Linked DNA regions of Mus musculus: region 1 is linked to region 2. A link is a loop called in an ENCODE intact Hi-C map of the cell type or tissue named here. Cell type or tissue: left cerebral cortex. All regions are shown on one strand. Each heading gives the region's core, and the rest is flanking DNA. Links, peaks and the distances in the headings are about the cores only.

What was found. A loop is a pair of places that touch in the nucleus more often than their neighbours do. Peaks named below come from ENCODE experiments on the same cell type or tissue, not always from the same donor. Only the 100,000 strongest peaks of a DNase experiment are listed, where the experiment ranks them.
Region 1: it touches region 2 in a loop (5-fold over the local background); 8 of 42 quality-filtered maps call a loop at or near these places.

Annotation. Positions count from the first base shown.
Region 1 is chr13:110,311,767-110,324,225 of GRCm38, forward strand. No RefSeq gene overlaps it. Among named protein-coding and RNA genes, the nearest start is that of Rab3c, 38 kb to the left of the region's middle. In left cerebral cortex, for the core only: a CTCF peak has its summit at 7,172; a DNase peak (open chromatin) is centred at 7,168.
Region 2 is chr13:110,057,575-110,070,033 of GRCm38, forward strand. It overlaps Rab3c (RAB3C, member RAS oncogene family), which reads right to left. Exons shown (of 5, transcript NM_023852.5): 5 at 1-4,428. The coding sequence ends at 4,241. Among named protein-coding and RNA genes, the nearest start is that of Gm32881, 57 kb to the left of the region's middle. In left cerebral cortex, for the core only: a CTCF peak has its summit at 5,324 (motif pointing right); DNase peaks (open chromatin) are centred at 4,978, 5,352 and 6,403.

The DNA of each region.
Region 1 (12,459 bases), core at 4,778-9,777, 260 kb after region 2:
AACTGGCTACACAAACAAGACCCAACATTTTGCTGTTTACAGGAGACACATCTCAGAGAAAAAGATAGACACTACCTCAGAATAAAAGGCTGGAAAACAATTTTCCAAGCAAATGGTATGAAGAAACAAGCTGGAGTAGCCATCCTAATATCTAAGATTGACTTCCAACCCAAAGTCATCAAAAAAGACAAGGAGGGGCACTTCGTTCTCATCAAAGGTAAAATCCTCCAAGAGAAACACTCAATTCTGAATATCTATGCTCCAAATACAAGGGCAGCCACATTCATTAAAGAAACTTTAGTAAAGCTCAAAGCACACATTGCACCTCACACAATAATAGTGGGAGACTTCAACACACCACTTTCACCAATGGACAGATCATGGAAACAGAAACTAAACAGGGACACACTGAAACTAACAGAAGTTATGAAACAAATGGATCTGACAGATATCTACAGAACATTTTATCCTAAAACAAAAGGATATACCTTCTTCTCAGCACCTCATGGTACCTTCTCCAAAATTGACCACATAATAGGTCACAAAACAGGCCTCAACAGATTCAAAAATATTGAAATTGTCCCATGTATCCTATCAGATCACCATGCACTAAGGCTGATCTTCAATAACAAAAAAAATAACAGAAAGCCACCACTCACGTGGAAACTGAACAACACTCTTCTCAATGATACCTTGGTCAAGGAAGGAATAAAGAAAGAAATTAAAGACTTTTTAGAGTTTAATGAAAATGAAGCCACAACGTACCCAAAGCTTTGGGACACAATGAAAGCATTTCTAAGAGGGAAACTCATAGCTCTGAGTGCCTCCAAGAAGAAACGGGAGAGAGCACATACTAGCAGCTTGACAACACATCTAAAAGCTCTAGAAAAAAAGGAAGCAAATTCACCCAAGAGGAGTAGACGGCAGGAAATAATCAAACTCAGGGGTGAAATCAACCAAGTGGAAACAAGAAGAACTATTCAAAGAATTAACCAAATGAGGAGTTGGTTCTTTGAGAAAATCAACAAGATAGATAAACCCTTAGCTAGACTCACTAGAGGGCACAGAGACAAAATCCTAATTAACAAAATCAGAACTGAAAAGGGAGACATAACAACAGATCCTGAAGAAATCCAAAACACCATCAGATCCTTCTACAAAAGGCTATACTCAACAAAACTGGAAAACCTGGACGAAATGGACAAATTTCTGGACAGATACCAGGTACCAAAGTTGAATCAGGATCAAGTTGACCTTCTAAACAGTCCCATATCCCCTAAAGAAATAGAAGCAGTTATTAATAGTCTCCCAGCCAAAAAAAAGCCCAGGACCAGACGGGTTTAGTGCAGAGTTCTATCAGACCTTCAAAGAAGATCTAATTCCAGTTCTGCACAAACTTTTTCACAAGATAGAAGTAGAAAGTACTCTACCCAACTCATTTTATGAAGCCACTATTACTCTGATACCTAAACCACAGAAAGATCCAACAAAGATAGAGAATTTCAGACCAATTTCTCTTATGAATATCGATGCAAAAATCCTCAATAAAATTCTCGCTAACCGAATCCAAGAACACATTAAAGCAATCAATCATCCTGACCAAGTAGGTTTTATTCCAGGGATGCAGGGATGGTTTAATATACGAAAATCCATCAATGTAATCCACTATATAAACAAACTCAAAGACAAAAACCACATGATCATCTCGTTAGATGCAGAAAAAGCATTTGACAAAATCCAACACCCATTCATGATAAAAGTTCTGGAAAGATCAGGAATTCAAGGCCCATACCTAAACATGATAAAAGCAATCTACAGCAAACCAGTAGCCAACATCAAAGTAAATGGAGAGGAGCTGGAAGCAATCCCACTAAAATCAGGGACTAGACAAGGCTGCCCACTTTCTCCCTACCTTTTCAACATAGTACTTGAAGTATTAGCCAGAGCAATTCGACAACAAAAGGAGATCAAGGGGATACAAATTGGAAAAGAGGAAGTCAAAATATCACTTTTTGCAGATGATATGATAGTATATATAAGTGACCCTAAAAATTCCACCAGAGAACTCCTAAACCTGATAAACAGCTTCGGTGAAGTAGCTGGATATAAAATTAACTCAAACAAGTAAATGGCCTTTCTCTACACAAAGAATAAACAGGCTGAGAAAGAAATTAGGGAAACAACACCCTTCTCAATAGTCACAAATAATATAAAATATCTCGGAGTGGCTCTAACTAAGGAAGTGAAAGATCTGTATGATAAAAACTTCAAGGCTCTGAAGAAAGAAATTAAAGAAGATCTCAGAAGATGGAAAGATCTCCCATGCTCATGGATTGGCAGGATCAACATTGTAAAAATGGCTATCTTGCCAAAAGCAATCTACAGATTCAATGCAATCCCCATCAAAATTCCAACTCAATTCTTCAACGAATTAGAAGGAGCAATTTGCAAATTCATCTGGAATAACAAAAAACCTAGGATAGCAAAAACTCTTCTCAAGGATAAAAGAACCTCTGGTGGAATCACCATGCCTGACCTAAAGCTTTACTACAGAGCAATTGTGGTAAAAACTGCATGGTACTGGTATAGAGACAGACAAGTAGACCAATGGAATAGAATTGAAGACCCAGAAATGAACCCACACACCTATGGTCACTTGATCTTTGACAAGGGAGCTAAAACCATCCAGTGGAAGACAGCATTTTCAACAATTGGTGCTGGCACAACTGGTTGTTATCATGTAGAAGAATGCGAGTCGATCCATACTTATCTCCTTGTACTAAGGTCAAATCTAAATGGATCAAAGAACTTCACATAAAACCAGAGACACTGAAACTTATAGAGGAGAAAGTGGGGAAAAGCCTTGAAGATATGGGCACAGGGGAAAAATTCCTGAACAGAACAGCAATGGCTTGTGCTGTAAGATCGAGAATTGACAAATGGGACCTAATGAAACTCCAAAGTTTCTGCAAGGCAAAAGACACCGTCAATAAGACAAAAAGACCACCAACAGATTGGGAAAGGATCTTTACCTATCCTAAATCAGATAGGGGACTAATATCCAACATATATAAAGAACTCAAGAAGGTGGACTTCAGAAAATCAAATAACCCCATTAAAAAATGGGGCTCAGAACTGAACAAAGAATTCTCACCTGAGGAATACCGAATGGCAGAGAAGCACCTGAAAAAATGTTCAACATCCTTAATCATCAGGGAAATGCAAATCAAAACAACCCTGAGATTCCACCTCACACCAGTCAGAATGGCTAAGATCAAAATTTCAGGTGACAGCAGATGCTGGCGTGGATGTGGAGAAAGAGGAACACTCCTCCATTGTTGGTGGGATTGCAGGCTTGTACAACCACTCTGGAAATCAGTCTGGCGGTTCCTCAGAAAATTGGACATAGTACTACCGGAGGATCCAGCAATACCTCTCCTGGGCATTTATCCAGAAGATGCCCCAACTGGTAAGAAGGACACATGCTCCACTATGTTCATAGCAGCCTTATTTATAATAGCCAGAAGCTGGAAAGAACCCAGATGCCCCTCAACAGAGGAATGGATACAGAAAATGTGGTACATCTACACAATGGAGTACTACTCAGCTATTAAAAAGAATGAATTTATGAAATTCCTAGCCAAATGGATGGACCTGGAGGGCATCATCCTGAGTGAGGTAACACATTCACAAAGGAACTCACACAATATGTACTCACTGATAAGTGGATATTAGCCCAAAACCTAGGATACCCAAGATATAAGATACAATTTCCTAAACACATGAAACTCAAGAAAAATGAAGACTGAAGTGTGGACACTATGCCCCTCCTTAGAAGTGGGAACAAAACACCCTGGGAAGGAGTTACAGAGACAAAGTTTGGAGCTGAGATGAAAGGATGGACCATGTAGAGACTGCCATATCCAGGGATCCACCCCATAATCAGCATCCAAACGCTGACACCATTGCATACACTAGCAAGATTTTATCGAAAGGAACCAGATGTAGCTGTCTCTTGTGAGACTATGCCGGGGCCTAGCAAACACAGAAGTGGATGCTCACAGTCAGCTAATGGATGGATCACAGGGCTCCCAATGGAGGAGCTAGAGAAAGTACCCAAGGAGCTAAAGGGATCTGCAACCCTATAGGTGGATCAACATTATGAACTATCCAGTACCCCGGAGCTCTTGACTCTAGCTGCATATGTATCAAAAGATGGCCTAGTCGGCCATCACTGGAAAGAGAGGCCCATTGGACACACAAACTTTATATGCCCCAGAACAGAGGAACGCCAGGGCCAAAAAGGGGGAGTGGGCAGGTAGGGGAGTGGGGGTGGGTGGGTATGGGGGACTTTTGCTATAGCATTGGAAATGTAAATTAGCTAAATACCTAATAAAAAATGGAAAGAAAAAAAAAAAGAAAGCTCCATGTATAACAGAAAAAAAAAAAAAAAAAGAAAAGAAATATTTTCCCTTACAGAATTCTGGACATATTGTCTTATCAAGAGACATGAGCTAGCAGCAGGTCAAATCCAAAATACAGCATAAATAATACATTTAATTTTTGAATTAATCTGTCTAAGTAATTGGAAAGAAGTTATATGCTAGTGCCATTGTAAATGCTTGCAATCATATTCAGTTTGGGGTGACTAGAGTAGACAGCTAATAAAGAAATTTCTTCATCGTAAACATGAAATGCCATGCTCCTCTTTGGTGACACCTACAAGCTCTAGGGTGTCTTGCAAAGGACGAATATGTACAAACATCAGCCTCACTCCCTAGTAACATAGTACACTTGTTGTCCTCATAGATTCTTGAGCCTTAAAAGGGAAGAGAAAAACATAGATGACTCATAAAGATGAAAAGTTTCAGAATGGGGCCACCCACCCATCTCCAAACTTTTAATCCAGAATCGTTCCTGTCTAAAGGAAACATGGGGACAAAAAATGGAGCAGAGACTGAAGGAAAGGCCATCCAGAGACTGCCACACCTAGGGATCCATCCCATCTGTACACACCAAACACTATTGCTGATGCCAAGAAATGCTTGCTGACAGGAGCCTGATACAGCTCTCCCCTGAGAGACTCTGCCAGCACCTGACCAATACAGATGCAGATACTCACAGCCAACCATTGGACTGAGCCCAGGGACCCCAGTGGAAGAATTGGGGGAAAAACTGAAGGAACTGAAGGAGACTGCAACCCCATAGGAAGAGCAATATCAACTAACTGGACCCCACCCCCACCCCAGAACTCCCAGGGACTAAACCACAAACCAAAGAGTACACATGGTTGGGTCCTTGGCTCCAGCTGCATATATAGCAGAGGATGGCCTTATCTGGCATCAATGGGAAGGGAGGCCTTTGGTCCTGTGGAGGCTTGATGCTCCACCATAGGAGGATGCTAGAACAGTGAGGCAGGAGTGGTTTGGTGATTGGAGGAGTACCCTCTTAGAGGCAAAGAGGAGGGAGGATGGGATAGGGCATTTGTGGAGGGGAGACCAGGAATGGAGACAATATTTGAAATGTAAACAAACAAAATAACCAATTAAAAAAAGAAAGAAGAGTTGCCCCTGCTGTCTTAGGTTTATTCCCCATCCCAAAAGAGACTTAGAGAGCATGGTGAACACAGAGTCTCTGTAAGCAACCACAGCCCTTATGGTAGAAGCGATGGTGCTCAGTCTGCGTTGCAATCCCTGCAAGGATCACATACCAGGTATCCTGCTTCCATATCCTATATTTATACCATGATTAATAACAGTAGCAAAATTATGGTTATAAAGTAGCAACAAAAATAATTTTATGGTTGGGGTCACCACAACACAAAGAACTGTATTAAAGGGTTGCAGCATTAGGAACCATTGGGATACTTTCATCTAGATGAACTGTATCAGAGGCAATGAACACTCTTCAGATAGGCTAGTGAAAAGAGAAGTGGGAAATATGCTAGGAGAGCTTTGGTTGGAGAGAAAGCAATGAGGAATCTTTGATTAACATATTATAAAGGTGGCTGAACTTCATTAAGTGATAATAGAGAAGCATTAGAGGACTGGGGGCAGGGAATCAGAAGGATGTCATGTTAATTATTTTTAAAGGAAGATAATGTGAAGTCTTAAGAAAGAAGGATGGATGGGCTGGAGAGATGACTCACAGGATAAGAGCACTGACTGTTCTTCCAGAGGTCCTGAGTTCAATTCCCAGCAACCACATGGTGACTCATAATAATCTATAATGGGATCTGCTGCTCTGTTGTGGTGTGTCTGAAGCTACAATGTACTTATATACATTATATATATATGTATATATATATATATATGTATATATATATATATATATATGAATGAAGGATGGAAAGGAAAGTTGACATCTAGCGATCTGTGCTCTCAGCCATTCTGGAAGTAGAATGGGGTTTACTGAGAGAAAACACCATCACTGTAAATACTCACTGTAAATACTCAGTGTTGAGGTAGTTCATTAACTCTTCCTTGTTGGGTCTTGGAAATTTTGAGTTGAAAATGTTCCCATGCCCCACATTTATGCCCTATCAGTACCTTCAACAGGTTGCTTGGCTTTTAAACTTCAAAGGATCCAACCCATACGAATTTGACTTCTGCTTTAGAGCAGGAGAGCCAGACAAAACATTATGTTCTATTCTACTCTGCTTCAGAATCTAGAGCACGCAGGCGTCCACAAGGTAGACTACAGAAGTATGGCCCAGGACTCTCAGTGTCAATGGCCATGATGCATTCAGTGTGTCATGGGCTTATCTCAGCCAGCATTACTATTCATCAGATCCTCTATGAGCAGCGATGAGTGCCACTCACACTAAGGAGCACTGTCACCTTTGCCAGTGTGTGATATCCTTCACAAGAGACAGGGGACACGGCAAGTTTGTTTTTAAGCAGAAGACTATCAAGAAAGAAAAATTCAGGAGAGCCATAAAAAGTAAACAGATGAATACAAAAATCACTGTTGGTTTTGCATGGTGCCCTACAGAAAAAAAAAAACCCTCCTTTTATTGAACAGATTGCAGGTGTTTAATATGCCAGTTGTGTAGATGACTGCCAAATATGTGTTTTGGAATGAGTAATCGCTGGATACTTATCTGTAGGTTGGCCGTGCTGGCCAGAACGGTTTAGCATTCTACTTCCATGCTAGAGTCTGGACTTGGAGGGCCTCTAGTGGCTGCTGCCAGCCTCATTAAGAGGAAAGAGAACAACTGCCAACAACTGTCGTGTCATGTGAAGAGTTTTAAACACAGAGTTTAAGCTGAAAAAGTTCTAAGTTGTTGTGTGACAGTTAGGAAGCTTTGGAGTGATAATCTGGTGAGCTAAGCCTGTAATCAGAAAACAGCAGTGTTGTCTCTCTTTGCCTGGTTCTATGCGCTATTGAGTTAGTTCAAGAGGCTCCATGGTAAAAAATAAAAGAGGCAAGCAAATACTCTGTTCCAGGAAATGACATTCACCTGCCTCTCAGCACCCACTTTAGGATGTTGGGTGGATATTCTTCAACGTTGAAGCACACTTAGTCTACTTGGATGCAAACTCCATCTGCTTCTCATTGATCACCCACTTAGAGGGGCTCCATAAAGACAGATACCAAATAACAGTGCAGCTATTGGGCTGGAGAACAAAACGCACCAAGCCTTTTCTGTTTGACTCTTACTGGAGACTTTTTACTTTGGACAAGAGAGGGAGACTGGAGGTGTGTTCTGCTGAGAGGTACTCCAGCCAGAAGTACTGATCTATCTGAGTCTGCCTGGAAACCTCCAGAATGAAGCTGTGCATTGAGAGAGACCTTGCCTGTTTGGTTTTGTACTGTGCCTCCTATGTCTCATACACTAAAGGTTTTCAATGCATTTTTGTTCCCAATTAGGTAATGAAAAAAAAATTTAAAGTAAGCTCGTTGTTTCCTGGAGTTAGCTGCTCTTCCCCACGTCGTGGAATGGTGCTTCTAAAACGTTCTTTTGCGTTTAGCTGTTATCACATGACAGTGAACCAAGATGAGCCTTTGGGCAAGTGAGATTAGAAACATCCGTAAATAATAAAAGTGGGAACATTTCCAATATCCTGAGAATTATAGTTTCCTAGGTATGCTATGAAAGAGGCTGAATACCCAAGTCCCCTCCCCTCCCTTCTAAATTCATGTCCTCTTATTCATGCTACACACACACACACACACACACACACACACACACACACATACGTGCAATCTGCTGAGTCCATTTAATGTTGAGATCATGCATGTGTGTTTAAGGCTAAGCAGTTGGGGTTTGATAAACTGTCGTGGGGTTCCTCTCTTGAGAAGATTGCTCTCTCTCTCTCTCCCTCTCTCTCTCAGAAGTCATTAATTCGCCTGTAGCTCCCCCCATCCATGTTGCCATGACAACTGATATTGTCATTCTTCAGGTCTTGTTCAGACAATGATATATTTTAGGTTTCTGATCTATAGCTTTCCCATTATGTATAGAAGACACTATTTTGCAGCAGATACCCCAGTCTTTGGGCTTTTATAATTTTCTGTCTCCTCTTCAGTAATGTTCTCTGAGTCTTAGGTGTAGGGGTTGCATTATAGATTCATCAGTTAGTGTTGGACGTACCACAGTCTGTTGTCCTGTGCATTTAGACACATTGTAGGTTTCTATAACAGTCTCCATCGGCTGCCGAGAGAAGCTTCTTTAATTAGGGGCCTTAAGTACACTCATCTGTGGTTGTAAGGATGCGCTTTTAGAATGCAATCATAAATATAATTGTTATAATTATAATTTGTTCACAGAAATTATATCTGTTTAGGAAAGTGGCAGTAGGGTGCTGTCTTCCAGGGGCTGTGATCTTATCAGCCAAATGTAATTGGCTAGGTTATAATACCAGGCATGAATTCTCTATTAATCACAATTACATTTAGACAATTACCTTAATTATAAATTGGACAATTGTTGGTTGCCCCTTGTATATAAGTACCAGTATTGTATGACAGGGATATCTTGCCATGCTAGTTATTGTTGTGGTTCATGGGCTTTACAGCTGAGCAAAACTATTGATTGCTTTTCTCCCATTTCTACTGCTGCTAATTGCAGAAGAGTATGTCATATCACCTGGAGCTTGTGAGCTTTCTGATGTGGGTCCTGGGAGGTGAACTTTGGGCCCTCTGCAAAAGTAGTGAAGACTCTTAATTGCTGAAGCATCTTTCAAATGCCCAACTTGAAATTTGGCTATGAACAAACATCTCCTCTATTGTTTATATCTGGAAGACCTCTGTCTTCTAGAGACTTAATTAAAGATCTGAGATGTGTTCTGTTTAGCATTTTGCTAGGAGCCAAATAATGATTTTTTGAAAGCAATGAAAAGACAGTTTAGATATGTAGGAAACAAACCTTACTTCTCTTACAAGTAGTCACTGTACTCCAACCTGGCAAAAGCCAATGAGAGAAATAAATAAATATAAGTTAGACGTGGGATCCAGGAAATGATGGCTTCAACCCAAGAAAACCATCAGAAATGTTCCCACTCACAGCAGGTGCCAGGATCAATTAGTCTAGTTGGGAGCAAGAACTGGATGATGTCCGATGAGGAGAAATGGACGCGGAACAAAAATAAAAATGAAAAATGGCAATTTCAGGATAATTAAAGGATAAACAACAAAAAGAAAGTGTACCCATGAAATAACACAGTAGTATAATAAAATAAATTCTTTACATTACTATTCAATCTATATACATAGTACAGAATACTGTGCTTACAAAATAAAATGTAAAGGTTGAAATGTAAAAGGCAATTGGACTGTACTAGAAGAGAGAGAGGGTTCAGGTCAGGGTTCAGTGTATGAGGACAGTTTAGACTGTGTGAAGGTACCCAGGTATCAACACAATGGGGGCTGAGAACCAACACCTGGGAGACCAGACAGGTTTGCTCTGCAAACAGGAGCTGCTGGTCATGTGATCCTTTTAAGAACATCTGTTTCTAATTTACCCAAAAATGCTGTGTGTGCTCATAGCTGGTCCTAGGTAGGAGTGACAATGCGACACTTTAGGAAGGTAGAGAAGTACACTTGATTGGTGAAACATAAAGTGTGAAAGCACGCTGTTCAAGCTGACAAGTAGCCAGTAGAAAACACATCTAATTGTGGAGGGAAGCGAAATGGAGATTATGGTTGTTAGTCCAACTGAAGTAGCACCTTATCTGTTATATTAATGACCAATAACTCATGCCATAACCATATTGAAGGGACAAGTGGCAATATCTATGAAATATGTAAAAATGTAAGTCACCACTGTAAGAAAGGGAAACGGGGGCCGGGCAGTGGTGATGCCTGCCTTTAATCCCAGCACTTGGGAGACAGAGGCAGGCTGATTTTTGAGTTCCAGGCCAGCCTGGTCTATAGAGTGAGTCCAAGACAACCAGGGCTAAACAGAGAAACCCTGTCTTGAGAAAGAAAAAGGAAAAGAAAGGAAAGGGGCTGGACACATTCAGGACTGATTATTTCTGTTCTTGTTGGTTGTTGATGGTATTGTTATTGTCGTCGTTGTTGTTCTGTGATGTTTTCAGTGTAAGCTGTTTTATATAAGCTAACTTTTAAGGTACCTTGATTTCTTTTTAATTTTCATAAACAGACATTTTGCAGCATTACAACACATACTTTTAAACCTATCCATGTCCTCTGCCAGAAACTCTGTGTCTCTTTAGTGCTGCCTTTTTAGTCTAGAAAGTCTATAAGAGATTAGATGATGTAGAAGGGAATAGAACAGGATCCCGTCTTAGCCCACAAATTTATAGCAGGAAATTACATGGAACCAGGAGGCCTTTAGCACCAGAGGAACTTTTGCAAGAAAGAATAGTTCTAAAGAGAAGCACAGCAAAGAACTTGGATGAAAAATGACAGGAAATTAGTTTTTTTTTAACCATGTGATTATTCATACTTAAGAACTATTGATTCCTTTTCCTCTGTGACAGGCACTATGGTGCTAAATAATTGATAGAGATGACTCCCATGTTTTAGGAACTTCATTGGATTGTAAGAGTTCAAGGGCAGGGAATCTCTGATGGAACAAATTAGCATCGTGTTAATACTTAAAATAAGGGAGGTATTGGGACGAGGTGTTCGTGTAATGCTTAAGTATCTCAACAGACATAAAAGTCCACTTCTTTGCAATGGCCACATTATATTTGAGATCTTGGGAAAATAACTGTCAAAACAATCATTTTGAAAATGTACACCTGAAGAATAATAGACAGTTAAGGCTTACATGGCTGTAATATATATTGAAATGCTGAATAGTTTCTCTAAACCAAACATGATACAAAATGTCCTCATCTGAAGTATATAAACTGAAGTGGCTGAACCAAATATGTCTACATATGATGGTTAGTCCTTGTATATAGTCAATTTTCCATAACCTTGAGTCATTTGTGGAAGAGTCTCCATGAGAAATTGTTAGGATTGGGCACCCCAATGATGTTTTCTGTTTTTTTTTATTAGATATTTTCTTCATCTACATTTCAAATGCAATCCCCAAAGCTCCCGATACCGTCCCCAACCCACCCACTCCTGCTTCCTGGCCCTGGCATTCCCCTGTACTGGGGCATATGATTGTAGCAAGAGCAAGGGCCTCTCCTCCCATTGATGGCCAACTAGGCCATCCTCTGCTACATATGCAACTACAGAAACAGCTCTGGGTGGGGTACTGGTTAGTTCATATTGTTGTTCCACCTATAGGGTTGCAGACCCCTTTAGCTCCTTGGGTACTTTCTCTAGCTCCTTCATTAGGGGCCCTGTGTTCCATCCAATAGATGACTGTGAGCATCCAGTTCTGTATTTGCCAGGCACTGGCATAGCCTCACAAGAGAGAGCTATATCAGGGTCCCGTATGCAAAATTTTTCTGGCATATGCAATAGTGTCTGGGTTTGGTGGATGATTATGGGATGGATCTCTAGGTGGGGCAGTCTTTGTATGGTCCTTTCTTCCGTCTCGGCTCCAAACTTTGTCTCTGTAACACCTCCCATGCGTATTTTGCTCCCCATTCTAAGAAGGAACGAAGTATTCACACTTTGGTCTTCCTTCTGAGTTTCATGTGTTTTGCAAATTGTATCTTGGGTTTTCTAGGCTTCTGGGCTAATATCCACTTATCAGTGAGTGCATATCAAGTGACTTCTTTTGTGATTGGGTTACCTCACTCAGGATGATATCCTCCAGGTACATCCATTTGCCTAAGAATTTCATAAATTCATTGTTTTTAATAGCTGAGTAGTATTCCATTGTGTAAATTTACCACATTTTCTGTATCCATTCCTCTGTTGAGGGGCATTTGGGTTCTTTCCAGCTTCTGACTATTACAAATAAGGCTGCTATGAACATAGTGGAGCATGTGTCCTTATTACAAGTTGGAACTTCTTCTGGGAGATGTTTTCTTGACTGAGTTAACTAATATGGGAGGATACACCCTGAATGTAGGCAGTATCATTTCA
Region 2 (12,459 bases), core at 3,095-8,094:
GCGGTTTAGCATACCAAAGGGGACATCTCCATTCCACTGGCAGACAACGAAAGTGCAGGGAGCATCCACTAACTGGCAGAACTGTGGACACACATTCAGAGCAAGCAGAAAGGACTTCCGGATCGCCTCACATAGCACACAGAGAGTGCACACAAAAGGTGGCCAGGATCGGCATGAAGACTAAAATCTAGATAAAGTCAGTTCCCCAGACAGATGGGTTAGCTGGCAAGCACAGCATAGATAACACAGGATAGCTGATTTGAACATTCCCAAATTACGGTGAAGATTAGCAGCAAACATTAACTTTGCAGGCTAGAATAGTTTTGGTCACATCTTTAAGATCATTCATGTCCCTGTTTTATCACATGTAGCTTCTATCTTGGCTTGGTGAAGCTCGATAGAGTTTGGATACAATTTTTAATACAGTCCCGCAAGTGCCATACAATAACAACAACAGCAACAAAACAAAACAAAACACTAAAGGGCATACTTAGCCCTGTACTAAGATACACAGTAGACAAAGCATGTTAATGAACCACTAAGAACTTCAATACTCTGAAGTTAATGTCACTTAGTGAAAGTTCAGTTAATAGTGGAATGCATTCTACTTTAAAATTATTGTTGTCACAGATGTAACTAAAATTAGAAGCTTAAATTGGCTCCTGGAAAAAAAAATCAATGTGCTGAATAAATGAATTTGTGTAGGAGTGAAGTAAGTATAGTAAACCCAGTTTTATTGAGCACATTGGTGCCTTCCATTTGCAATTTTGTAGAATTTGTATTTCCCATTTATGACCATGATTGAAACATCATTCATTGTACATCATTTGCCAGTACAATCTTCAGCCCTTATTTACCTAGCAGCAAGCAAGACCATACTCTACGTGGCCCCAGGGAGGAACTTCACACATCTCTTGCTCCTTGTAGTCATTAGAAGCTCCTGATGGCAGTAGATGCTGTTTGGAGGGGTTAACACGGGGAGCTGAGCCACCGTTCTAAAGCAGTTCTTCCTGTGAGCCCATAGGTGTGATGCTTATGATTAACTCGCTGTCTTGGGACCGAAGACACCTTGTGAATCTCCCATATCCACTCACACTGTGAAATGGCTATGTAGACGAAACACCTTCCACTTGCATTAAGGATGGAAAGAGACAAACCAACACTAGAGTTCTTGGGAGTGTTTTCCGAAGCAGTTAGGGTTGTTCTAAAAACAATGGATGGGCAGGGGTACCCAGATGACCACAGGGGAGGGCAATGACACACTTAAAATACTAACCTAATTGCATCAGAGACAAGAAATGATGTCTAAGACCTGGGAAGACAAATGTGTAGTTTTTGAACATCTTTTTATATACAAATTTAGCCAGGTTGTTGGTTAGAAGGACCTATTCATACTTATGTTGATGGAAGGAGGGGTAGTATGTATTTGTACATATGTAATGTAGTGGCCAAAGGTTGAAAACATCAGAATTTAAATTATATAGGTCAAGGCTTATAGATGTTCTATTATCTGGTTCCCACTTGCCAAAGTTGATTTTACAACCAAGGTTTCTTGATGACATTAGGGACAGCAACTCTTTTCTCTTCCGGGAGCAACAAGTCTCTCTGGAAATGCTCACTGAATTGTTTGGAATGAAATATAGAATTCCATACCTTTCATTTGGTACAACTGTGTTTCTATGGGAATCTGGAAAATAGGAGGTATGGAATGTTCTGGGACAATGACATTAGGGCTACTGCTGCCCCTCTCTCCACTGACTAGCACATCGTGGTCTTAACTTTGGAATTTTCAACAGAGCATGTATGTGGGCATCTGGCTTCAGTAAATCCTTTTCAACCAGTTCTTCCAAGGAATTTTCAAATGAGTAAACGTGGTTGTTTCCCTTTCTCTCCTACCTGCTCTTGTTTGATAACACACGCATGCCCACATCCTTTTGAAGAAGCCATTCAAAATATCTGAGTGAGGCCTTTTACACTTATTGTAAGCATGCAAGGAAAGAGGCCCAGGTTTCCTGACTTCATTGTTTTGTAGTAGATTGTAAAAATGAGCTTGACAGCCATAGTATTCAATATGGTTGTATTATGGCCCAGGTCATAGAAATAGGATGACATCATATGAATATTATTGCAAAGAAATTCTACTTTATGCCCCTCACTTCTCTCTTTCCCTTTATGTTAATTTCTATGATTCTTGAATTTAGGTGTCATTAAAAATTTAAAAATCACCAGTGTCTTCTTATCTTTGATGAGCCAACACTTGCTCCTCTAGGTGTCAAAGTGGAAACTTACCACTAATTTATAAGTTTGCAACTAAGCACATGAGAAGAAAACATGCACACACTAGCCTGTCAGCAGCCTCGCCCAAGGGAAGGGTGGATCTTTTACACAACTACCAAAAAGGGAAAATGTCTGCCTCACGAAACTGTTCTGTCCTTCAAACTGGTGCCTTCCTAAGATCCTTGCCGCAAAGACTTCTGGAAGGCAGAGAGATTTCTCTTGGCATTTGGCACAGAGGTTAAGAGTTGTTTTTCTATTATTTCTTCTTCTTCTTCTTCTTCTTCTTCTTCTTCTTCTTCTTCTTCTTCTTCTTCTTCTTCTTCTTCTTCTTCTTCTTCTTCTCCTTCTCCTTCTCCTTCTCCTTCTCCTTCTCCTTCTCCTTCTCCTTCTCCTTCTCCTTCTCCTTCTCCTTCTCCTTCTCCTTCTCCTTCTCCTCCTCCTCCTCTTCCTCCTCCTCCTCCTTTTTTTTTAAGCAGGTTTCCCTGTGTAGCCTTTGCTATCCTAGAACTCACTCTGTAGAACATTCTAGCCTGAAACTCAGAGATCTGCCTACCTCTGCCTCCAGAATGCTGGGATCAAGAGTAGGCACCACCACAACCGGGATTTTTGCATATTATTTCTATATGGTCTTCAGAAAACCTAGAAGAGAGGACAGGATATTCAAGGGTCTCACCCCTCTCTTCAACCGCCATGGCTCATCAATTTTCTGGACCGCTCACCTCTATGATCTGTTTATCTTAAGCATGTCTAGAGACTTATGTAACTTTTAGAATTATAAATCCTCTGAAAAATATGGTTATAAAAAATGGTTTTTCCCCCTCAGTCAGGACTCATGGAAAGGTTACCTAATTGCCTCCTAAAGAGGGGGGAAGGCTTAGTTAAAGTGGAGCAGAGAACAGTGGTTGAAATGTTGGCCTACCTTTTATAGGAAGAGGGGCACTAACAAAGTTTCAAGCCAATTTCGAGTTCAGAATTGGTGGGGGTTCCAGAGAGCCATGGTGGTGTTTTGTGGTGTGAGACAAGTCGTTAAGGGATGGAGGTCACTCAGGTCATGGAATGCCACAGCTAGTCACATCCCTTCTGTAGTAGTAATTGCTCTCAAGCACGCAGAGATGAGCAGAATCATGGGCAAGAATCCCGGCAGTCAGGCCTGCAAAGCTCCCTTAGTGTTGATGTGGTTCAAGAAAACTTGCAAGGGCCTGGATTTCATTTTCTTTACTTTTTCTTTATCCCATGATCGAGTTGTATGGTTTGTAGCTACTTTAACTCATTATCTTCCTGCCTCAGCCTCCTGAATGACCCTGTACCCAATCCCTCAATGTTTTTCAAAGTCAACACACCCTTCTGATATTATTAACAAAAGTGCAATATATATATATATATATACATTTCCTACTGGTACACTGCCCAGACCTGTGATGGGGTCTCCAATCAAGAGCAAAAGTCCCACTTTCTTTTTAGACAAAGGCAAAACTAAGTTTCCTGACATCACTCCTTGGTCACAGCACGCACGCGCCCGCGCGCACACACACACACACACACACACACACACACACATGCGCACACACAAAGGGACTCTAGGTTATCATCCATACAAATGAAAAGCATGATATGAATCCGTGGCATGAAAGTTATTTGCAGTAAAATTATAGTCTGTAGTTTCTGCAATAGCTTAATTGAGAAAAAGGTTGCACCCCCCAAAAAGATTATGAAAGACAAATAAATGATAAGTTACATGCAAGTAGCAGGTGTTTATAGATGAATGATCCTTACAAATATAAGAGCAAGTTTGCCACATATTAACACAGGAAATTGCTCACGGTTTGAATGCATATATGGGCCACTGCCATCAAAGACTTCCTTCAAATAATTATTAGGCAGTATAATCGAAGGCTAATAGACCATTTATCAATGCTGCTTCTTGGCTGCTCTGGAGCCCCTTGGAGCTCCTGTGTGGGGGACATTAGCAGCCACAGTTGGGCTGTGGTGGAGGAGGGGTCTCCTTGAGCCTCGTGCTCTGCTTTGCCGCTGTGATGGCTGGGTCGGTCTCCAAGCTCTCTGACATTTTGTCACAAATGATATCTACGAGGCGCTCGAAGGTTTGCTTCACGTTGATGTTATCCTTGGCGCTGGTTTCAAAAAACTCAAACCCTGCAGGAAACACACAGAAACAGGCCCATCATTTCACGTTTCTGAAGTCCAATGGACTCAGTTGCGGTTTTGAATGTCGATGGGGCAAAGGCAGCGGTGGGAGATGGGTGCGATTTCTTAGACCGGAGATGACTGCTGGACAAGAAGCGCTACCCACTGACCAGAGCAGAGAGTTATAAAGAGGGGTTGATGATACTCATTTTATTTGTCTCTACTGATTCATTCATGATGTCTGCAACGGCAGAGAGATTTTCTGAGAGGAAATCAAGAGTTAACAGTAGTAGTATCATTAGGAACCCTCACCAGCCAGTCCTCTCATCCTGACTCCTTGCTCCCGCCTCTGGTGTGCTCATACATCTTTGTTGACTTGGCTGGATTAAGAGCAAAGCATGGGGCGTGTCTGCGACTGCTTTTCCAGGCCCAACTAGATGCTGTGGACTCTGACTTAATCAGTGACTCACCCCCTCGATGACATTATTGCTAGGCAGTGAGGGGTTGGGGCGGGGTTTAGTTGGTGTAAGTCCGTTACTGGAACTTATCCTGTATCCTCGGGTGCTATATTATTCAGGGTTATCCCTTGTTCTGACTCCTGGCCACCTTGGTGTGAATTGTTGTGTTCAGCTTCAAGGCTGACTTTTTGGAGAAAAGTGAGACGCCTTAGACAAAAAACCTGAGGATTTTTTGTCTGGTCGCCGTGTAGTCTTTTAAAGTCTTCTCTAAAACTGACATGACTTCCATTCTTCTCTCATTGCTGTATTATGTCAAAGTTATTAACGTTTTTGAACAAAAGATTTAGAAAAGGTCCTGTGCATATTCTATCAGAAGAGGGACTACGAATTTCCTATTCAATCCTGTTCTTTTTTCCCTGTCCAGTCATGGGACCAAGTAGTATCTAGCAGGACACTAGGTGGCGCTAAAGAATCACAGGAGTTACCGTAGACCTCCTTCAATCTCTGGGTATTTGAACTGAGTGTTAATGCAATAACCCTGCAGTCTTTGTAACGCTGTTTCAGCTTTCTGGTGGGGGCAGATTTCCTTCTCACCAGTACTATTTATGGCAGTAAAGTTTTTGAATAGGAAAGAAAACAATAAATTTTAATTGAGCAGCAAAAATACAAGAAGGTGGGAACCATGGCACAAGGAGGGTGGGCAAACCCCACTTCCAGGATGCGGCTGTCTGGAAGCCATCTCAGAATGCAGCTCTGCACACAATGTTATCATTCCATTGTTCGCATTCCCATTCTACCGGCTGTGCTTGCCTGTCAGTTGCTATGGCAACTGCCCCAATTGGCCAGCCGGAGATTGGTCTGGTCCACCGGGGGGAATGTTGATTTAGGATGTGCTGGGCAGAACACAGAGAGCCTTTTTTAATCCATTCTCAATTTTACACCCTATAAATCCTTCTGGTTACATCTGGCCCTATCTCAGAGGAGACACAAAGATTCAAAATGATTAAATCCAGTGAATGCCTGGCTCCTGGGACCAAAATGAAAAGCACAGTCCACTGCTTCGCATCTATGTCCACATCCCTTTAATAACTAAGAAATACTTGTTTTCTTGAAGGGAATTGAAAGGAAAAAAAATAAATGATTTTCATAAGTTAAAATTTCTAAGTTTTTGACACTACTGTTGATTGGATGATTAAACCCAAGTTACATTTTGACTGCAGCTCTGTTAGGATCCGAGCAACAGCCAGACTCAGGAGACAGATCATTAGCAGATTAAAGTCCTAGGAAACAGTGCAAGGTATTTCAGTCTACCTTTGGCTTCTATTTCTTTTTTTATTGTTTTGTGTCTGCACAGTGATCACGCCGTTCTCTTAGAGTAGAAATTTACCTATAGGCAAGGCCAGGTGGTGTGGACAGTGCTGATTTTTCTAAAGCTGGTGCATTCCCTACAGCTGGATCATTTACGTTCCTGATGGACCCAGGGCAGGGCAGGACAGGCACCCTCTGCTCGATGTCATTGCTTACTCATCAGAGCTCTTTGCTTGCTATTTTCTAGGTGCTAGTGTTTTTGTCCCAGAATTAGTAGGGTTGGGCATCATTCCAGAAGATTCCAAAACCACACCGGAGATGTGAGACCTCTGAATGAAACTTTGGAGGAAAATAATTCTGAAATTTGGGGCAAATCTGGGACAAGTTTCGGTTCTATCATCGTTTCAGCGGGTGCTTCTTTTACATGTGAGCGTCTGGGAAAGGGCAGAACATGAAGCACTGAGCCATTGCTGAAAGATACAGGCTCCCACCCCCCTTTATTAAATGTAACTCCGTTATCTGGTTATGAGGTCACCCTAGGATGATGGTGCGCAAGTTGGGAACAGTAACGTGATCTCTGATCACAGAATCCAAAATGTTCTCAATTTCCATCCCTTTCTGTATGTGATGATTTGTATATGCTCAGACCAGGAAGTGGCACTATTAGAAGGTGTGGCCCTGTTGGAGTAGGTGTGTCACTGTGGGCGTGGGCTAAAAGACCCTCACCCTAGCTGCCTGGAAGTCAGTATTCTGCTAGCAGCCTTCAGATGAAGATGTAGAACTCTCTGCTCCTCCTGCACCATGCCTGCCTGGATGCTGCCATGCTTCCCGCCTTGATGCTAATGTACTGATCCTCTGAACTTGTAAGCCAGCCTCAATCAAATGTTGTCCTTATAAGAGTTGCCTTGGTCATGGTGTCTGTTCACAGTAGTAAAACCCTAAGACACCGTGGGATCCTGGGACTCAGGAGAGAGTGTCTAGGAGCCCTTCACATTATAAGAACACTCTTTCCTCAGCATGGTGAGGAGGCCGTGATATGGTGAGAGTGTGGGGGCTTATTGGCCCAAGTACCTTGGCAGCCCACCGTTAACATGCTAGATTTTAAAAAAATCTTCACTGTTTCTGTATGTTTGTTTGTTTATTTTTTATATATTGTATGTGGTCAGATATGTATGTAATTTGCATGTATGAAACACATATGTGGAGAACAGGATGGTAAGCAAGAGTCTGTTCTTTCCCACCATGTGGGTCTGGGAATTGAACTCAGGGCATGGGGTTTAGCAGCAGGCTCCGTTATGTACTGAGCTACCTTGCTGGTCTGACACACTAGATCTGTCACCATGAGAAAATTATGGCTTCCGCACTCACTTTCATAATTTATGGTGTTTGCTCTGCCTGTCCTATAGCATTATCATGGCTCTCAAGTGGGAAAATGTGGGTGAAGGGGCCAAACAAACTGGGAAGGGCAAGGAGAGCAGCGTCAGTGACCCCACGCTGGCGTTTGTGTAGTCTAGGAGAATATTGAGAGCCCTGGGAACATTTTAACTCACTTTGTCCTTGAGCAAGGGCTATTAATTTGTCTACTTTTCAGATAAGAAAATGAAGGTGGAAAATGGATGAGTGATTTGTTTAAGCCTTCCCATGATTGGCTGGGAAATGGTAGAGACAGAGAGTACCCATTAGCCTTCCCTGCCTTTCTAGGTACCCCGAAGAAGGCAGCTACAGTTTTGTTGCAGTTAATTGATCAGTTCTAGGGTAATGAGTAGTTACTAATTCACACACAATTTCATTAATTTAAATAATTCGAAGGTGACTTACATGGGCTTTAAGAGTGCCAGTGAACCTAACAGTCCAGTTGTTTAACAGCTTAAAAATACACCGTGGGATTACAAAAGCCACATCTCCCTATGAACTAGAGAAGAACAGCTACAAAGCGTTCCGAAAATAAAACTGGTTTTCAGTGACCAGCAGCCTAAATCTATTTATCCTAAAACACAGAGTTCAAAGAGTGGGAGCACAAGGTCAACACTACAGCCTTTAGTATGGTGTCATTGAGTTGTGTAGATCTGGGGGAAATGGGGGTCTATCATGGACTTCTGTCTCCATTTGAATCACAAGGTAAAATTTCTCTGTGAGAAGCCATCCCTGTCCCATCCCTGTGTCCAAGCATGTTTAAAATTGCGGCCTAACTTACAACGACAAATGCAAACACTGGAGTCTTTATTCTTATAGTAACTCCTTGGGCTTTCTGGTTATTACACCCCAGTGTCTTGGTCTTTTTACCTTAGCTACTACCTAATAGGCTTGTTCTCAGAAAACCTTACCTTTACATCCACACACACCATCATCATCAGAAGTCCGGCATCAGTCAAAGAAGCCTGGCAAACAGTCCTACAAAACCCTGGAGATTGTCTCCTGCACACTGCCAAGGATGCTGCTGTTAGTTCATCAGGAGCAAAGAAGCAGACCAAGATGATGTAGCAAGCTGACTGTGGACTCTGACAGGTCCCCCGAGAAGTAGGCTACCGTTTCAGGTCCCCTGAGAAGTAGGCTACTGCTCCTTGCTCTGAACACCTGCCCCTTATGCTGCACGGTCTGTAATTAGTAACTTTAGCATGCATGTGGCTTTATCAGGCAAGTGGTGGACAGGCTTAGTGAAACATGGGTGAGTTCTTAGTCTTTTTTTTTCCTCCCAACTGCTCTCTGGCAGAGGCATCCCTGCTCTGGACTCAGAAGAGTACCTGCCTCAGCCAGCACACCCCTACCTTGGGGTTCTCCAGACCTGACTTAGACAGAACAACTCCTTCCCTTTCTAAAACCAATGATAGGGATGCCCAGACATGGTTTAAATTAAACTATTTGCCTTTGGACAGCTGAAAGAGCAAATGACTATCTGGAAGGACTCTGCTGGTGAGCAGAGACATCACACATCCTGGGCCTTGTGGAGAGTGACACAGGTCTGGCTTGCTGGCGTGGTTCTTTACCCTGTTCCTTAAATGTCCCTGGAACAAAGCACAGAGAAGCCTGGGACCTTTCCAGACTCCTACACACAGGGAAGCAAGCAGGGCCATGAGGCCCAAAGCATGCTGATCACTGAAGGTGGCAGGCTCTAGGCTGCCACTCTGTCATGAGGAGAACTGAAATGTCACAGCGCCCTACTGTGATAATCCTGTGTAAGCCATGACAGGACAGAAGTCTTGAACACTGGTTGGGCTCTCTAACCTTTTAAATTTGAAAGAAAAACCATCACTGTGCCCCCATCCCCCATAACACCCCAAACTGTACTTTAGTGCATCATTTCATCCCTAGCTGTCAATAGCTTACATTCTTGCCACCTTTTCCATTACAAATGGGTTCTTTCTTCATTTGGGTTGCGACTACACAGCTTCCTCCTCAATTTTCCCATGGAATAGGATGAACCAGAGCTGTGGGAGAAAGGCAATCACGATGCCAGGCAGGTGACAGTTGGGCCAGAAGTAAGGACTTCAGAGCAGCAGGACCAACTGTCATTTTAGCTAGTCCCATATTGGGGAGCCAGCCATGAGACAGACTTTAGGAGTGGGAGGAGATGAGAATTTGACCCACTTCCCTGAAGAATGGCCAAGGAAAGCAGCCAGAATTTGGAACAGGAGCCCGGCCCAAGGCTAAAGTTGATATAAATAGACCACAGAGTGGACAGGTCTTTCAGGCTCCCGGTTTCTCTTGTCAGCCAGGCTTAAGCAGATGGCATGATTTAGAACCTATGCAAGGGTCATCTTAAAGTGTTGATGGATGCTAGTCCCCACACAGAAGGTCTTCTCCCTGCCCTTAGACTTACAGACTCTAGTTTAGTCTTCTGATAAGGAAGAGGGTGCCTGAGTTTGCTGGAGGTTGCACGGGGCTACCGGAATTCTCCACTCTCCATTGAGTAAAATTCAAGTCATGTAGTTAGGCATTCATTCCTCAACTCTTAGACTTCCCCTAGCTCTCAGGTCTAACTCCACCTACTCTAGGCCTATCACGCTTGCCCCCTCCACATCTGCTAAATGACCCCAAGGCAGCTCTTCCCATGAGTCTCCCTAAAGAACCCCACCCTGTATCCTCTCTCCCCAGTCAAAATAGCATTTGCTGAGTGTTCCATCTATTCCCAAGACTGTTGAACTTTTAATCAGGATTTTCCCCTGTATTGTCAAAGGCTATGCAGGAAGAGCAACAAAACAGCTTTAGAACTCATGGAATGTGGTCCACCAGTTAGCACAAGCAAGATGGGTGTGCCTCAGAGAGGCAGAGCCCCGAGGACTCCATGTCCTGAGGACTTTGTGCTGCTGTGGAGGTTTGCTCTACTTGTTGCCTTCACATCCCTCTTAATCTAAGCCTTGTATGAAACCTCTAAGGGGGCTTCCAGCCCCTCACTGGGCAGTGTCTGTGGCACTCACAATCACATTGCTGCTGAAGCAGATTAATGATTCAATTATGACTCTGGGAAGGAACTTGGGACTTTAGAGTTTCAGGGATGACCATCGCCCTTAGAAAGAACATTTGGAAAAACAAATTGTTACTGAAGCTAGGTTATGATAGTTTTGTTAGTGGACACAGAAAACCTTAGGGAACAATTTGAAGTTCAGAAAAGCACACTCTTATTAATCGAGCTAGGGACTTTTTGAGGTCAAGGAACAAGAACAATGGCAGTCTAACTAGCATTGGCTGATGTGACTCTTACTGAGGCTCGACTGGTGATCTAGGCGATAATCATTTCTTGTATCCATCCTTGCCCTCAGCTTCCTGTTATGATTTAATAAAAAAAAATGCTGGTGAGTAGATGTGAAATATGAGGATTTAAAGTAGAAATGACTGATTGTTGTTTTTTTTTTTATTTATTTAAAAGCTTAGATTTGTGCTTTTTAAATTTTTTATAATACTGCTTTTTAAGATAAATAAGAAAATAATCGATCATTTCTTTGTAACTTGAAATTGCTGCCTGCCAGTAGGAGAAACCTGCTGAGAAAGTTACCTTGCTTGCTCATGCCTTGTTAATTTGTAACAAGTTGCTTAGTTATGAGTGTCTGTGGGTTCTTGGGAATAATTTTGTTAAGGCCTAGGTAAAATGTTACCTCTGTAAGCCTGCCATTATGTGCCATTACTAATGTCATGAGGAAACCTTCTCATAGCTGTTACTAAGACGTTTTGTGCTTTGGTGTTCTTGAAAGCCATTCACAACAGAAGTCAATTAGAACAGCTTTGTAGAGTTAGCCACAAGAAGCTTGGACCTGAAGCAACCACCAGGTAACACTTCCTGCACCTATGTCTATGCTTTTATGGTTTTTGATTTTATAAGCTGCCTCTGGGTTGGACCCCAACATAAGAGAGACACCTGAGCCAATATAAGAAACTATTTGGGATAAGACTTCCAGTTTGAGTAGGGATAGAGTAAGTTTGAGTCTCCAAGGCCTCCATGGGAACTTCCGCTTGACAGAAAGAGACATGTACATGGGTAGCTGACATTTTGATTGGCAAGTTAGAACATGAATGTTAGGTTAGGTAAGTGTCCTGCCACAGCCGAATACCCCAACCAATTGGCACAGGATAAGTGTACAACAAAGACATGCTCCTAAGAAAATCCTCTATCCTTAAATCCTGGTTGGTTGAGTAACTTGGCACAGGTGTTTGTAGATTTCAGGCTTAAAAGTCCTGTAGAATCTGGACTCAGTGTCACAGTCAGCTCCGGAGTGTGGTCTATAGCCCTGATCGATCAATCCTGGGGTGAATGCTCAATACGTATCCCTGTCTGAGACTGGAGTTCACGTGGCTTGTGAGGCAACTCCTGGATCCCAAGAAATTTGTTTTCTTTACTTGTGCTGTGAAGTGTTTTTTTCATAATCATTCACTAAAGGAAAAATGGAATGTAATCACATTGTAATTTCTATACTGCTTGAAAGATTCCTCTGGGATATATACATTGTGGGAGGCAAAATAAAGTTGTTGGAGCCTACTCATTGGTATTTGCTCAACCTACACAAATATGTAAGTGTGTACATATCAATGTATGTGAAGTGGTTGAAACCAGCTCATTGGATTTTGCTCCACCCACCAAAAACATGTGTCTGTGAATGTTTGTGAAGTGGTTGGAGCTTTGCTCCACCCACCCAATCTGTAAGTATATATATCTATATATATATACATATGTATATATCTATATATATATACATATGTATATATCTATATATATACATATGTATATATATATATATATATATGTGTGTGTGTGTGTGTGTGTGTGTGTGTGAAGTTGTTAGAA